Regions from separate parts of the Homo sapiens genome. Here region 1 is linked to region 2. A link is a contact called in ENCODE Hi-C or POLR2A ChIA-PET data. All regions are on one chromosome and are shown on one strand. Each heading gives the region's core, a stretch centred on a gene start or an enhancer-like site at or near the end of the contact. The rest is flanking DNA. Distances are from core to core; before and after follow the strand shown.

Region 1 (2,700 bases), core at 70-2,569, 150 kb after region 2:
GCAGAGAGGGGATTTGAGAATCATACATAGCTAAGGTGTCTCCCCTGACCTACCTCCCCAGCCAGGTTATGCCCCCTTTATCCTGTGTGTTCCCAGAACCACATTAGCTGACCTTTTTGAAGGGGCAGTAGTATGGTATAGTCATGGCTAGGGGCTCTGAATAGGGAAGACATAAAATGTATTATCCAATCCAGGATGCTTTTGCAAGTGGGGAAAATGGCTACTGTTAATGAGGTATGCCAACAGGCATAAACCAGAATTTTCCCAGGCAAAGTGGGACACCCATCACCCTAGCTCTGGGTTTGAATCAAGTCTCTACGATTGGTTCTTTGGCAGATCCTGAGCAGTGTAGTTTGTGTCTTGAGCTCAGGTTTTTCTTTTCCTTTTGAGATGGGGTCTCACTCTGTCACCCAGGCTGTAGTACAGTGATGTGATCACAGCTCACTGCAGCCTCAACCTCCCTGGGCTCAGGTGATCCTCCCACCTCAGCCTCCTAAGTAGCTGGAACTATGGGCCCACATCACCACACTGGGCTAATTTTTTTGTATTTTCTAGAGACGAGGTTTTGCCATGCTGCTCAGGTTGGTCTCAAACTCCTGGGCTCAAGCAATCCTCCTGCCTCAGCCTCCCAAAGTGCTGGGATGAAGGTGGGAGCACCTGCTCCACCATTGAGCTCAGGTTGCTTATTAGTATAACATACCAAGGTAAAATTTCTACCCCCTAGGACAGAGGATCTCAGCCTTTGAAGTACGTGAGAGTTTATCAAAAAGCAAGATGCTCAACTCCACTCCTGGAAACTGGTCCAATGGGTCAGGGGGTGACCTAGGAGTCTGCATTTGGACAATCACCTCAAGGGATTCTGGGAGGGGATCTGCAGGTCAACATTTCAGAAACATTGCCTTTGGGTCACAGTAAAGACCATGAAAATAACTTGAGGGGACACCTGGAAGAGCGCGGACCACATTTCTGGAGTAGAGAGGTGCAATGTCTTGCCCATATTCACCCGAATCTAGCAGTAGAGCTGATCCCAGCCCAGGTGTGACAATTTGCAGATATGCGGATGACGGACAGCTCCCAGGTCCAGGCCAGGCACTGCAGAACGTTCTATTCCTGCTGCTCACCTTCCCCCGCCCGCCCGCAAGCTCCACCTGGAGGACCTGGGTGGGGTGGAGCACAGGTTTGCTGAGAAATCTGGCTGAGAGATCTGACCGTTAAATGGGTTTCATCCTGAAATGACTTTGAGTGAAAACTGAAAGTAAAACTTGAAACCACCCACTTCCCGCTGCTTCCTTCCCTCGAGCGCTGAGTGCAGCTAAGCCACTCCTGTCTTGTAGGGCTTGCTCCTGCCTCGCCCTTCCCAGACCAAGCCCTGAACCCCACTGACGGTCGTGCCTGAGCCCCACCCTTGGCACCACCTCAAGGACTCTGTTCCTCCCCTCCCACTGCCCAGGCGGAAGTCAAAACCGTGCGTACTGCAGAGGAGGCACATCCTTCGAGAACAGCGAACACCCCAGCCTTCTTATCAACCCTGACTCCTATTCATATCCTCACCCTATTTATTAAATAAGAACCAGTTCTTTCATTTAAAAAATGGATCAAAGACGGCTGGGCGCAGCGTCTCACATCTGTAATCTCAGCACTTTGGGAGGCCAAGGCGGGAGGATCACCTGAGGTCAGGAGTTCGAGACCAGCCTGGCCAACGTGGTGAAACCCCGTCTCTACTAAAAATACAAAAAATTAGTCAGGCGTGGTGGCAGGCACCTGTAATCCCAGCTATTCGGGAGGCTGAGGCAGGAGAATTGCTTGAACTGGCAGGTGGAGGTTGCAGTGAACCGAGATAGCGCCATTGCACTCCAGCCCGGGTGACAGAGCAAGACTCCATCTCAAATAATAATAATAAAATAAAATAAATAAAAAGTTATCAAAGACATGTGTAATGACCACAGCCTCCGAGCTGCATATTAAGCATAATGCAATACTGAGTGGGCATCATTTAAGTCAAAAACACAAAATCATAACATTTAAAATACACATTTTACTGTGAAAGCAAGGTACATGCTCACAGCAAAAACTCAAACAGCACAGAAATGGAAGACATAGTTTCAAGAATCTCATCCTCCAAAAGCCGCCTCTTTTAATAGTTCAGCATTTTTTAAAATCCTATATTGTAGTGAGTCTGTGCAGCAGAATTCCTATTGAATGCACACTGTTACCTGAAGCTCTGAGAGGTTAAGTTAACTTGCCCAACATCACTAGGCTAGGACGTGGTAGTGCCACTTGGTGATATCGTGAGACAGAGAGAAAAACAAAAAAACAAAAAAAACGACCTGCTACTAGGGAAAGAGACAGGTGGGATACAACACACTGAGAAGTGGGGGCATTGCCCAGTCTGTTCACACTTGCCTAGGAGACAGGAATGACCTCGGCAGATGCACACATTAGCCAGGAGCCCAGCCTAATGCGTGGAATTAAATATTGAAAGCTGAAATGCAGTTTAGGGATCATGGAGTGGCACCTCTTAATTTTATAGAAAGGAAAACTGAGACCCAGAAAACCAGTGCCAAATAGGCCAGTGATCTTCAAACACTTCCCAAGAAATATGCCAGCCCGGGCAGCTTCAAGGCATCCCTTTCCTGACTTCAGCTTCCACAGTGCTCATTTCTGTCTAGATCTGCCTACTGTCCCGCCTCACAATTGTTC
Region 2 (2,700 bases), core at 36-2,535:
GATAGGCCAAGTCTTAATAAATTTAGAAGGATTTAAGTTATACCAACTATACTCTAAGTATATTCTCTGACCATAATAGAACTGAAATAGAAATCCAAGAGTAGACTCACTCATGTATGGTCAGTTGGTTTTTGACAAAAATGTCAAGGTAATTTAATGGGGAAAGTAATGTTTCAATGAATCATTCTGGAAATTTTTGTTAACTATATGAAAAAGAAAAAGAAGAAGGAGGAGGAGGAGGAGGGAAGAAATTCAACCCTTACTTCACACCATTTACAAAAATGTAAGAGCTAAAACCATAAAACATATAGAAATCACAAAAATCCCAGGGGGAAATATTAGATGTCTTGTGTTTAGCAAAGATTTCTTACATGTGACACACAAGAAAACATAAATTTTGAAAGACAATAACGGCAAAGGTAAGTACCTGAAACCTCTGTTAGTCTTCTCACGGTTGATGATCTCTCTGAATCATCATGGCCAGCTTGCTTCCAGTGGTGCCAGGTCACACTTGATTAATGACACGCCAGTGCTACTCATTCCTCTCCCAGGGTCTACACGAAACCCTCCTTGCTTTTCCTACATTTTCCTGTGAGGGTCCTCATTGCTGTGCTTTAATTTACTTCATTTTCAGTATAAAGTATGTGAGATATACAGAAAGCTTAAAGAATACTCATGAGCCCACCACCTAGCTTAATATCTCATTTTTTAAAACTATTTTTAAAATTATTTTTTTTTTTAATTATTATGGGTGTATATATTTATGAGGAAGAGATATCTGCATTCCCATGTTTTTTGTAGCACTATTCACAATAGCCAAGATATGGGATCAACCTAAGTATCCATAAATGGATGAATGGATAAAGAAAACGTGCTATGTATGTACAATGGAGTATTACTGAGCCATAAAAAAGAATGAAATTCTGTCATTTGCAACAACATGTGTGGAACTAGAGGACATTATGTCAAGTGGAATAAGCCAGGCACATAAAATTATCTTCTACGCAGCTATTTTTTTGCCGTCAATAATTTTTTGCTTCTCAAGGACAGGGAGCATAGCTTCAGTCTTACTCTCAACTCTAGCACAATGCCCAATAGACAGTGGGTATTAAGTAAATGCTTGAAGAGAGAGAAAGAGAGAGAGACAGAGAGGTTGCAAGCACTCAGCTACCCTCTGGATTAACAATTGCCTCTCTTTGTGAGGACTTAAAAGGACGGAACAAGTGAGGCATGAGACGCACTTGCAGGACTCTGAGAGTGACAGTCTCCCTTAGCACTTCCCTTGCCTTGAGAGGAGGGCTGTGTGTGGTTGAGATAAAGCTCCAGGTAAAGAGGTAAAGTTCTTAACTCTGTGCTCTGAGCTCTACTTCCCCTTTGTTGCCTCTCTTATGTGGTTTCAGTTTAGACTCTACTTTTAATAACACATACACTCACACCAGCCTCCCTGTCTCTTCCAGCAATCCTCCCTGCACCCATCCACTGCCACTCAGCCGCCATTACTCAGATGCCCCACTGTGGCTGCTGCCTTGAGCCAAGCTGTGGTCGAGGCCACCTCCCCAGCATGCTGTTCTGCCAGAGCTCACTTTCTTGTCTTCCTGGTGCATTGGCTACCTGGTTCTTCCTAGAAACTGTCCTGCTTTTTTGTTTTCCCCCCAGCATTGCAAGTTGTACTCAGGGCCCCTATGATTCATGTCCAAACCCTGCCTTCCATCTTCTGGGGGGAGTACTCAAAGTAGAGAATGTGCAATCAGATTGGGCTGAGCTGGCCTTGTCCCTTTTGTGGAGATGATGACATGGAGGATTGGGTGGGTTTGGGAAAGATGTACGAGGTGGGAATGTGCTGAGACAAGCTAAATGCCACTGTGGTTAGAAGTCTCTGTTTTCTAGCAATTGTGAAGCAGTGGGACTGCCCCTCTTTCTAGAAGTCAAAACAAACCTTAGAAAACCAGTGCAAATGAGCCTTTCTGCCCCGTATTTCTCAAGACCCACTGCTTTGCTTGTAACCAAAGTCCTCTACAGAGAGATACCAGTTCCTAGCCCGGGCTCTGGTCACTCTCCTGACCAGACAGAGGAAGGACAAATTCCTTTCCCTTATCAAAGCCAAGGATCTGACTTAGGATAACAGAATCTTGGGTTGGGAGGGCTCCCTCAAGAAACATGTCATCCATTCCCCTGCCTTCAGCTGAGTTTTCATTTACTCCTCTGTGAAGACACCCTTGGCTGTCTGCCCTCCCCAGAAGCAGCCCCTACTTACTCACACTTTTTTGGTGATTGGCAACTCCATGAACATGTCACAGACTGGAAGAATACCTTTCTGAGATATGATCTAGACGTCACTGCTTTAGTGCAAGACTAGTTTCTCTTGTCTTGTTCCTCATGGAGAAGGGAATAGAAAAGATGGGGGCTGGAAGGGCATCAGAGGAAGGAATAGAAACGGAAACCAAGACAACTGAGTCCAAGGCTGAAGGCACTCTGTTCTACCTAAACTCTTGCCATTCAAAATGCGGCCCATGGGACAGGTGCATGAGCCTAACCTGGGAGCTCAGTAGAAATGCAGAATCTCGGGCCCCACTGCAGACCCACTGAATCAGATTCTGCATTTTTGTCAAGATCACCAAGTGATTCATTTGTGCATTAAGTTTGAGGAGCACTGGGCTGGGGCTCATTCTCCATCACTCACTGTAAACGTTGGGTCCAGAG

What was found. A loop is a pair of places that touch in the nucleus more often than their neighbours do. ChIA-PET counts read pairs that join two places held with the same protein, here RNA polymerase II (POLR2A). Pooled maps may share reads with other maps.
Region 1: a pooled map shows a loop between it and region 2 (2.2-fold over the local background). The contact joins two enhancer-like sites. A Hi-C loop is called at or near these places in 1 of 168 maps with a recorded cell type or tissue (CD4-positive, alpha-beta memory T cell) and 10 of 50 pooled maps. POLR2A ChIA-PET finds 5 or more read pairs at or near these places in 2 of 52 experiments (HCT116 and activated naive CD4-positive, alpha-beta T cell).

Annotation. Positions count from the first base shown.
Region 1 is chr12:4,141,777-4,144,476 of GRCh38, forward strand. No RefSeq gene overlaps it. Among named protein-coding and RNA genes, the nearest start is that of CCND2, 130 kb to the right of the region's middle. Within about 2 kb of position 1,320, at least 19 of the 41 ENCODE cell types and tissues checked have a DNase peak (open chromatin) inside an H3K27ac peak, as active enhancers do.
Region 2 is chr12:3,987,291-3,989,990 of GRCh38, forward strand. No RefSeq gene overlaps it. Among named protein-coding and RNA genes, the nearest start is that of LINC03141, 23 kb to the right of the region's middle. Within about 2 kb of position 1,286, at least 2 of the 41 ENCODE cell types and tissues checked have a DNase peak (open chromatin) inside an H3K27ac peak, as active enhancers do.